2 separate regions of the Homo sapiens genome follow, and region 1 is linked to region 2. Evidence: chromatin loops called from intact Hi-C (ENCODE). Cell type or tissue: IMR-90. All regions are shown on one strand. Links, peaks and the distances in the headings refer to the core of each region. The heading gives the core; the rest is flanking DNA.

Region 1 (5,389 bases), core at 163-5,162, 55 kb before region 2:
TGTCTCAAACATGGAGAAAGATATCAATATCCAAGTAAAAGGTTACAGAACACCAAGCAGATTTAACCCAAAGAAGACTACCTCAAGGCATGTAATAAACTCCCAAGGGTCAAGGACAAAGAGAAAAAGGAAATCTTGTACATTGCTGCTAGTAATGTAAATTAGTATAGCCATTATGGGAAACAGTATGAAGGTTCTTCAAAAAATTATAAATAGAATGGCCATATAATCCAGCAATCTCACTACTGGGTAACTGGGTATGTATCCAAAGGAAATGAAATCAGTATGTCAGAGTTATCTGCATCCCCATGTTCACTGCAGCACTATTCACAATAGCCAAGATATGGAATCAACCTAAGTGTTCAGCAACAGCTGAATAGAAAATGTGGCATAGATACACAAGGGAATACTATTCGGCCTTTAAAAATAAAGAAATTATGTCATTTGTAACAAGATGGATGAATCTGGACAGCATTATGTTATAAGCCAGACACAAAATGACAAATACTGCATGATCTCAACTATATGTGGAATCTGTAAAAGTTAAACTCATAGAAGTTGAGAGTAGAATAGTAGTTACCAGGCACTGGGAGTTGGGGGTGCAGTTTTGGGGAAATGTTTGGTCAAAGGATACAAAATTTCAGTTGGATAGGAAGAATAAGTTCAATAGATCTATTGTACAACATGATATCTATAATAATTATTAGTAAATTATAAGTGAGGTAATACATATGTTAATTAGCTCGATCAAAAAATGAAGACACTGGTCAAATCGATCGAATCATTCCACAACGTATTCATATTTTAAAACATGTTGTAGGGCCGGGCGCAGTGGCTCACGCCTGTAATCCCAGCACTTTGGGAGGCCAAGGCAGGCGGATCACGAGGTCAGGAGATCGAGACCATCCTGGCTAACATGGTGAAACCCCGTCTCTACTAAAAAAAACACAGAAAATTAGCTGGGCGTGGTGGCGGGCTCCTATAGTCCCAGCTCCTCAGGAGGCTGAGGCAGGATATTGGCGTGAACCCGGGAGGTGGAGGTTGCAGTTGAGATCGCGCCACTGCACTCCAGCCTGGGTGACAGAGCGAGACTCCATCTCAAAAAAAAAAACACACACAAACAAACAAACAAAAAACATGTTTTAGGTGACTAGTATATAAAATTTGACAATTAAAAAAACAACTAAAAGCATCCTCCTGTGTCCACTTACTTACAGATACATTCACATACCTCTCCTAATTTCAACTGCTCAAGGCAGTTGAAACCTAAAAGCAAGCTTATTGAAGAATCTGCTAAGAGAAGGCTAACATTTTGAATAAAGTACAGTAAGTACAGAGTTTTCAACTTTATCTTAACGGCAGATATTTTTACCTTTGTCATCTTCAGCTGATGTCTTAGGAGTTAACTGTTATCCCAAGTCCGCTCTATGGAAGTGCAGTATTGTTAGATGCTATACCTCTCCAAACCATTTCAATAAGGCAAGTGAGAAGTCAGTATTTTCTAAGATGGGAAGAAATGGTTCAAGAACCATTCCTGGCCAGACGCGGTGGCTCACGCCTATAATCCCAGCACTTTGGGAGGCCCAGGCAGATGGATCACTTGAAGTCAAGAGTTTGAGACCAGACTGGCCAACACAGCGAAACCCAGTCTCTACTAAAACTATAGAAATTACCCGGACATGATGGCGTATGCCTGTAGCCCCAGCTACTCAGGAGGCTGAGGCAGAAGAATCGCTTGAACCCGAGAGTAGAGCCTGCAGTGAGCTGAGATTGCGCCACTGCACTCCAGCCTGGGTGACAGAGCAAGACTCTGTCTCAAAGAAAAGATCCATTCCTGCATAGTCCTACCTACAACACAGGAGACCAATAACAATGTAAAAAAATAATTTTCCCAGTGGCCAAGAATGTTATCAGTGGTATATACAATGTATCAGTGGTATTGTGTGGTATGCAGGGTAAGATGAAATAGTATTCAACATCAATAGCAGGATTATGTCTAGAAAAAATTTTGCTTTTACTAAAAATGAAAAGACACTGGTCAAATGCAAACCATCCAAAGAGTAACAGGGAATTCATATTACATGTTAATATAACATTACTTTCTAAGACTTTAGGAACAAATAAAAACATCTGCTTATGTGAAATCTGCTGGTTTTACTCAATGAATACCACGGATATCCGTGTAGTGAAGCTCTGGTAGTTGCTACATGAGCTTTATCAAACATCTTTAAAAAGGCCTGGGCCAGGCTGCCCAGTAACACATCTGGGTGCGGTTGGACACCTCGCCTCGCTCATCGTATAGGGAGCATAAAGAGCCTCCGTGCTCAGCCACGTGTAGCTGACATGGATTTCCTGAGCAGAGGGCTTTTCTTTCTTTTATGGGTGTCCCAGCTTCTTCAAGACCTTCACTACTCTGCCTCAATGAACAGTCATTTCTGTTTTGAGGTGTAACCTTTTGTTTTCATACCTTCAGCTTGAAGTCATCCTATGTTTTGTAATCAGCCGTCTGGCCAAACGTCTGACCCGAAAGAGAATGTATTTACATTCCTGCTGCATTGTTCAGCAGCCCCTTCATGTTCTGTGTGATTTGTTTTCTTTTTCCCTTTTTTTTTTTTTTTTGACATGGAGTCCCACTCTGTCACCCAGACTGGGGTGCAGTGGTGCAATCTCGGCTCACTGCAAACTTCACCTCCCAGGTTCAAGCAATTCTCCTGCCTTAGCCTCCCACATAGCTGGGACTACAGGCGCCCGCCACCATGCCTGGCTAATTTTAGTAGAGACAGGGTTTCACCATGTTGGCCAGGCTGGTCTCGAACTCCTGATCTCAAGCTATCCACCTGCCTTGGCCTCCCAAATTGCTGGGATTACAGGCATGAGCCACCATGCCTGGCCCCCATTTTTTGTTTTTTATATGCAGGGAAGTAATGGTACTGGTAGTGTAGGTTCACTGTGTGGTTCAAACATGAATTTCCAACACACCAAGCTGCTAATGAGATAGCAGCTTTTTTTCTGGGACCTAGTGTCATAACCAAATTGATTTAAGACCAGACCCAAGACACCTTTAACGATAGGATTAAAGGGAAAAGGGATAGGGAAAAAGCTTATTAAGAAATTTATCAACAGTAAAAGTAAAGCGGGAGAAGCACAACCAGGCGTAACACCAAACTGGTTCAAGGGAGAAACAAGGCTTTGGCATTCTGCTGGCTCCAGTGCTTCCTCTGAAACCTGAGGCTTGCCAATGTGTGGACACTGTGCAGTCTTTTATTGCAGCCATTCAATGCCCACATGTTTTGCCTTCTTGTTTCAGAAAAGCACAAAGTCACAACAAAGTATTTTCTTTCCTTCCAAAGCCTTTTGTCTCCTTGTGCCACTTTTTATCCTTAGGAAAAGATACAGGTGTTCCTGAAAAGAACCATAAATGGAACAGGGGAGGCTGGTCCTGTTGCTGTTGCTGATTAAGTTTTAAACTTTTATTTATTATTTATGTGTGCTGTATTTTAAATAAACATTCTCTCTCCTTCCACTTCCAGTCATAGTGTGCCTGTAGCATTCCAGTCCAACCACATAATTTATTTATTCTAATAGGAGGGCTACACTGTACATCACGGTGTCCAGTGACAACTTGTTCCAGACATTTACAGAAGGAAAATATCCTAGGTAAATGAAATCGTCATTCTGTGTCCTCCCCCGACAGCAGATATGTCCTTCCGTTGAGTGAGGATAACCTTATGTCCACCAAGGGTACTTTGAGAAAGTCCCTAAGGAGCAAGCTTCTGTCCCACTGTTTCAGAGTATTTATTCTTTGAACACGAAAGTATTGGTTAGTTATGTTCTCAGCTCTCCTTGCTGTTGCATTTGGGCACTCACTCACTGCAAGTAACTTAGATCTTTTTATTTGAATGAATTTTAAAGCAGTAAGTAGAATTACAAAGGAATATGAAAACCATGGACTAGATGGACCATTTTATGTAATCAGAAAGCGGGGCCACCCATCACTGCCAGAAATACCATGTAAAAATTGGCAATTCAGAGGTTGCAGTATTTAGTACAATAAATAAATAAATGATCAACATTGTGTAATCACTAACAAAAAGTGTCATAATGCACCAAAAAAATCAACAAAATTATATTCGCTAATGAGTATCAATAAAATAAGTTCGAATGATGGAAACCACAAAAAAAAGGCCAATTCCAACTTAGTCATTTAAAACACACACACACACACACACTTTTTTAATTGTAGCTAGCATTTATTGAGTACTGAATATGTAAATATATCATTTTATGAGCATTACTCTATTTAATCCTTCATAACTTCTGAAATGAGACCTTTGATTATCCTGATTTTATAAATAAACAGCCTGAGAGAAACTGACTCACCCAAATCTGTGAATTAGCAGAGGCAGCATTTGAACCCAGGCCTGTCTAACTCCTGAGCTAGATCTCTCAACTAGTTTCATTTCACTTTAAAGAAATGAAGTGGCCAGGCACGGTGGCTCACACCTGTAATCAATCCCAGCACTTTGGGAGGCCAAGGTGGGCGGATCACCTGAAGTCGGGAGTTCGAGACCAGCCTGACAAACATGGAGAAACTCCATCTCTATTAAAAATACAAAATTAGCCAGGCGTGGTGGCGCATGCCTGTAATCCCAGCTACTCGGGAGGCTGAGACAGGAGAATCACTTGAACCCGGGAGGCAGAGGTAGCGGTGAGCCAAGACTGTGCCACTGCACTCCAGCCTGGGCAAAAAAAAGAAAGAAAAGAAAAGAAAAAAAAAAGAAAAGAAGGAAAGAAAAGAAATGAAGCGAAGCTGCTCCTCTCAGAAAAGAAATTTGTATCATTCACCACTATATTTGATTTTTTTCATCTTATTCAATCCTCTGACTCATATATAGCACACTGACAAAATCTGGTCAAAACATCATATGGTGCCTCAACACATTGTGTAGATTTTTGCATCAGAATAAATGTGTACCTTGTTAACAAGTTAACCATGTTCTAAATGTCAATATCTACAAAAGTTTAAAGCACATTCCCATTTTTCTAGCATAAAGCAATGAGAAGGCAATTAAGTTAATGACATTCATGAAGAAATCACAGAGCTACTGGAATCACAAAAGTCATAATTTACATGAAGGAAATAACCTTCCTGAGGAATACAGTGTAATTAAGGCTTTCCTCTTTGAAAAGGCCTAACATTTCTAAGGAGCTAAGAAATGAATTTAGCCTACAAATTCAAACTTATTTTTCGTGTGTACAAAATTTATCCAACTTGAAGGGAGAAAGAAACTATTTTCAATATTCTAGCTGTAAAAAACTGTATTTAAAACTATTACTGCTCACCTGAGTCTTCGTTCTCCAATCACAGGATAATCAACTTTTCTATGAA
Region 2 (5,389 bases), core at 314-5,313:
CAGAATCATTTGAGCCCAGGGGGTCGAGGCTGCAGTGAGCCAAGATCATCCCACTGCACTCCTGCCTGGGTGGCAGAGTGAGGCCATGTTTCAAAAGAAAAAAAAAATCCGGCTGGGTGCGGTGGCTCACGCCTGTAATCCCAGCACTTTGGGAGGCCGAGGCGGGTGGATCATGAGGTCAGGAGATGAAGACCATCCTGTCCAACATGGTGAAACCCCGTCTCTACTAAAAATACAAAAATTAGCTGGGCATGGTGGTACGTGCCTGTAATCCCAGCTACTCAGGAGGCTGAGGCACGAAAATAGCTTGAACCAGGAAGTCGGAGGTTGCAGTGAGCCAAGATCATGCCACTGCACTCCAGCCTGGGAGACAGAGCAAGACTCCCTCTTTAAAAAAGAAGAAGAAGAAGAAAGAAGGAAGAAGGAAGAAGAGGAAGAGGAAGAAGAGGAGAAGAGAAGGAGAAGGAGAAGAAGAAAGAAGAAGAAAAGAAGAAGAAGAAGAAGAAGAAGAAGAAGAAGAAGAAGAAGAAGAAGAAGACGGAAATCCCTTCCACAAGTTCCCATCGATTCTGCTCTCTTTCTCATCCCTTGTGGGTTGCAATATAGGCTGTCCAAGTTGCCTGCAAAATGTATAGATGAGAAGAGACTTTCTTGATGCGTCCAGCTGTTTTCACTTTTGAATGTGGCAGACTATCAGCTTTATCATGTAAGAGAAAGTCAAGTATCAAATAGACTTATAGATCCAACCTCCAAGAAAAACAAAAGCTTTTGGAAGAGAAAAAGGAGAAATTTGTAGAAAAGTTTACATTATTATTTCTAGTGTTGTATTTATGCAACAGGTGAGCAGACAGCTTTTGCCAGGATGTTGGCTGCCCGTGTTGCACGAATTTGATTAGCTATAATGAGGATTGCATTAGACGTTTTAACTCACTAGAACACCATGTTCTATCTGCCTCTCCCCCTCCTCCACCCTTTAAATAAAATCGAATCAAAGTGGATGGTTCCCAAAGCAGCTGATTTACTACAATATGTATTTGTAGGAGGAGCTAGAAAATTAACCTCCCTCAAAGTTTTGGAACTCTGCTGTTCCAAAAAGAACAAAGAGGAATTGTCTCCCAAAATAATGCATAGAAACTTCATTCTTCTTTCATCAAAATAATGTTTCCTGTTTTAGGGCAAGCATTTTCTTCATGTTGGTACATTTCTAATCAAATTCAGCCAAGTATATCCTCCTGCCAAAATAGCTTTCTAGAAAAGATTACAAGTAGAAGAGGTGATAACTGGAGGAAATGAGCAGAGTTGATACACATTACTTACCAGGAATGTATAGAATTGTTGTTAAAGCAAAGCATTTAGTTTTTAGTTCAAATAAGTTCTTACTTTGAATAAACATATAGATCACATCTGAATTCATATAGTCTTTTCCTTTTTGTAAGTATACATCAAAATGACATACAGAAAAACTGCTCAAATTGATAAAAAGGCAGCATTAATGAAATGAACAAAAAATAACCAGTTTATTTACTGGAAAAAGTTATGCATTACACCATATTCAGTTGGTAACATAAACCGAGATATAAGAATCGATATATTGGCTTCTGGTTATTTTCTTAGCACTGGAGTGCCTTTTCCAACCATTGAGTGCATGATCAGATTACACAAATACAAGCACATATCATGTGTTCTCCCATGAGACATTATTCACTTAGGATTGTCTACAATAAAAAAAGTTAAAGTACAAGCAATAATAAATTCATAAGAATTTTTTGAATTTAAAATAAATGCATGTGTCTTTGAGAACATTTCTTTTGAAATTCATATTTTTAAAAATAACAAGTTTCTTAAATCAGTCTTTTAGTCGTGTTTTCATATGGTATTTATCAGTAGGTGGAAACACTTCACATCATTTAACCCCAAAAGGCATAATAATTAAACTGCAATTAAATGTAGGAACAGTTGAATCATTACAACAATAATACGGTGTACAAATCAGAGTTGGCCACACAATACACATGTTAATACTGGAAAGAAATACAATATCAGAATCATGGATGGTTCATCACATAAGCATAATCATGCAAATAAAAACAGAGTAGATTATAAAAATGTCATAAGAGATTTTCAAATAGTAATTGTTTGACTCTCATAGTCAAACCATTGAGCTTTAACATTTTGTGGGAATAATGTTAAAATGATGTATTTCCTCTAAGACTGGCTGCACAAATCATACCTATGAACCCAATGAGTCATTCTGTATCTCCATTATCTATCATTGAATAATTATTTTTAAATAAAATGATATTTCCCCTTACTTTATAGTTCTCTCATCTTTGTTTTAAAATGACTTTTTAAAAAGAAAAACATATTTACACTAAGAAGCACCAGATTTACTTCTCGGTGTTTTCATTAGAGAACAATGATTGAGGAATAATTCTGAAAGAAAAAAAGTAAAAAATGTGTTCTCAACAAGTGTTCTACAGCAATTAAACTCCAATCACAGGAATAATCTGGCTCAGCAGTTTATCCAGGCTTCAGCTTAAATAGGGCAAATTTTAAATAACTCGAGAAGGGATAAAAATACACTGAGGATTAGAGCCATGCAGTTCAATATGGAAAGGAGACTAGATATAGATAACAATCTCCTTACTTTCCTAATGGACAGAAGATCACAGAGAAATGAGACTTCTATAGTGTTCATCTTATGAATATGGGAAAGCTTACATGATGTGAAATAATTCATGCAAACATTTTACATTGCATATTTCTATGCACTCTCGCCCTTACACTAAAGGCAGTTAATTGCTCTTCTTCTTCTTAAGTAGAATATTCTGGAAAATTCTCAATTGGGGAACATGTCTTAATACTAAATATCTCTTTCAATTACACTTTGAATAATAAGGACGAAAGACATGTCTAGATGAAATCTTTCAGCTGTAAACATAATACGATCAGGTTACAAACGCAATACATTAGGGACTATGGCAGTTAAGTTCGCATATAAATAAAGATGAACTTAATTTTAGACACAACTCATCCGAGGGCATTATTACAGACAATGGAAAATGTCACTCGGGAGCTAGATTGATCTTGTAGTTCCATAGAAGTTGATTTTAAGGTAAAAAAGTACTTGTCAGTATCAGCACTGATCATGCTCTCTGTCATAACCTATCATAACTCCAGTTCAACAGCTTTTTGAAGAATTATGTTCCCTTTACTTGAAAACATACTCTTGTACATTTTTTGCAGCCTTAAATATAAGGGTTACTTAAAAATCACTCTAGTTTATAAACAAACAAAAAAACTGGAGGGCAACCTTTTTAAAATTGTGAACTTTATCCCATAAGTTTCTTTCAAATTTAGTCCTACTTCCTACCTACCATATCAATGTATTTGTGGCAGCCTGAGTTTGAACCCACCACAGTTCCTTACTGGAAATCCATCAGCTTCCCCCAATGTCTCTGAGGGACAGATTGTAACTTTTGGCTGATTGATTATGACAATTATACATTAAAATTGACACTCATCCCAGAAGAAAAGATATTTCATTTCTTCCTTTTCATGTTTTGTGATCTCCATTTGAGACATGTAGAGAACTTTAATTAATACAGAATATCAAGAAATCTCCACATTCTTAGGTTATTGGACCAATGTTTCATGCTTGTTTCAAACAGAAGAACTTATCTGCACAAGGATATTTTCCAAAGCACGAAAAAAGCAAATGTTGTAGACTGAAGATCCTTTTAAATAAAGACGAAATCTGAAATGTGTTTGCCCCCCACTAAGGGATTGCATACCTTCTATTTCTGAAGTATTCCTGAGGACATTGTTTTTTTAGACTCTGACAATTGAATTTTTTTAGTAAAAGTCCTATATTCTGAACAATTTTAAAGATACCATGGAATATAGCTGAAAGAAAAAATAATACCAACGATCATTTTTTTCCAACAAATATCTTGGAAAAATAAAGATTGCCATCCTATTTTCAAATATAAAATATTTTATGATTAACCAGTAAAATTTTAATGTATTTTAAAACTTAAAATAAAAGAATCACAGGATTATGAGCTCCCAGAACTGAAATGCATTCTCCTATCTTGCCACTTAATACTTACTAGACCACCAATGATATTCAATTTTTACAAAACAAATATTCTTTATGATTATCAATTTCCACGTTAATTTCCCAGTGTTAAAAATCTCTTTCCTAGAGTTACTATACATCCTTCACACTGAAGCCTTTTTTATTCTAGACTTAGTAACAATATCTATAGCTGATATCTATCATTTGTTAAATATTCTTTTCTTGAAGACTACTATTGTACCTCCTCTTCGTTAGACTAAAGTATAATTTCTAAATAGGTCTTTTCTTATTTAACAGTTTTCCTTTTTCTCAAAGTTCTCCAAATTATTTTATTAGAATCCAGAGTTGGATATATGAATGGGATCTAATGGATTATGTGTGGACCAGAAAGATTAAGCCAAGCTCCTTTATTTATGCCACTCAGCACTCAGGCCAAAGACAATTTATTGCTTCTTCTTATTTTTTGATTAAGGAAAATCCTCAGGAGAAAAGCATTTCTCCATACTATTCAATATTGTAATTGTGCTTACTTTTAAAAAACTACCTGTTTACTTTGCTAACTACTTTTACTAGTTAGCATTAATCTTTGCTCACTCTGTTTGCAATAATTAGCCAGTATTTTTTAGTGCATTTCTGCTGTTTATTTTTCCTCTCCAAGTATGTCTTCAATTAGTCTTACTGGAGTTCATTCTTTTTGGTTCTCACTAGTTCTGCCCCTTTTCAATTTCCTTTTGAATTCCTGATGTTATCTTTACAGATACTGATTTTTATCAACACTACACATACTGATTCACTTTAAATGCCTATAAATAAATATGGCTCAGTGTAAACTATACTAAATGATGCCACAGTGTAAATACATGGTATTCTCTCTTACTGCTTAGGGACTATCACTTAATTTTGTGCTGAAAATGAGAAATTTATTTCCAAGTTTCTATAACTTCTTGGCAAAGATTCACTAAAATTATTATTTTCATAGAATTAGTATTTCAGAAAAAGACTTTCCCACTCTATGAAGATAAATAACTGAAATGAAACTAGTTTATAATAGACGTAATAATACACTTTGTATTGGAAGAAATGTTTTGTGGGTGACCCGGCTTTTCATGGAGTCCTAGATTCAGAGTTAGGGATAAAGAATGCAAATACAACATTGCCGACTGGCAATACTGCCCCGTCATCACACACAGACAATACTTCCTGCTGAACTCCCAGTCCCACCAAACAAAACCGATGAGACGATCTACGAACATGTTCTGAGGTACTTTTTAAAAAGGCATATATTTCCCTCAGGCACAAACAGTTTTT

What was found. Peaks named below come from ENCODE experiments on the same cell type or tissue, not always from the same donor. Only the 100,000 strongest peaks of a DNase experiment are listed, where the experiment ranks them.
Region 1: it touches region 2 in a loop (3-fold over the local background); 4 of 110 quality-filtered maps call a loop at or near these places.

The regions. Positions count from the first base shown.
Region 1 is chr12:32,434,339-32,439,727 of GRCh38, reverse strand. All of the region lies in intron 1 of FGD4 (FYVE, RhoGEF and PH domain containing 4), which reads right to left. Among named protein-coding and RNA genes, the nearest start is that of FGD4, 37 kb to the right of the region's middle. RefSeq lists an enhancer at 1,804-2,303. In IMR-90, for the core only: no CTCF peak of the experiment used is centred there; a DNase peak (open chromatin) is centred at 2,497.
Region 2 is chr12:32,379,738-32,385,126 of GRCh38, reverse strand. BICD1 (BICD cargo adaptor 1) reads right to left here. Exons shown (of 10, transcript NM_001714.4): 10 at 1,494-5,389. Among named protein-coding and RNA genes, the nearest start is that of FGD4, 17 kb to the left of the region's middle. In IMR-90, for the core only: no CTCF peak of the experiment used is centred there; no DNase peak of the experiment used is centred there.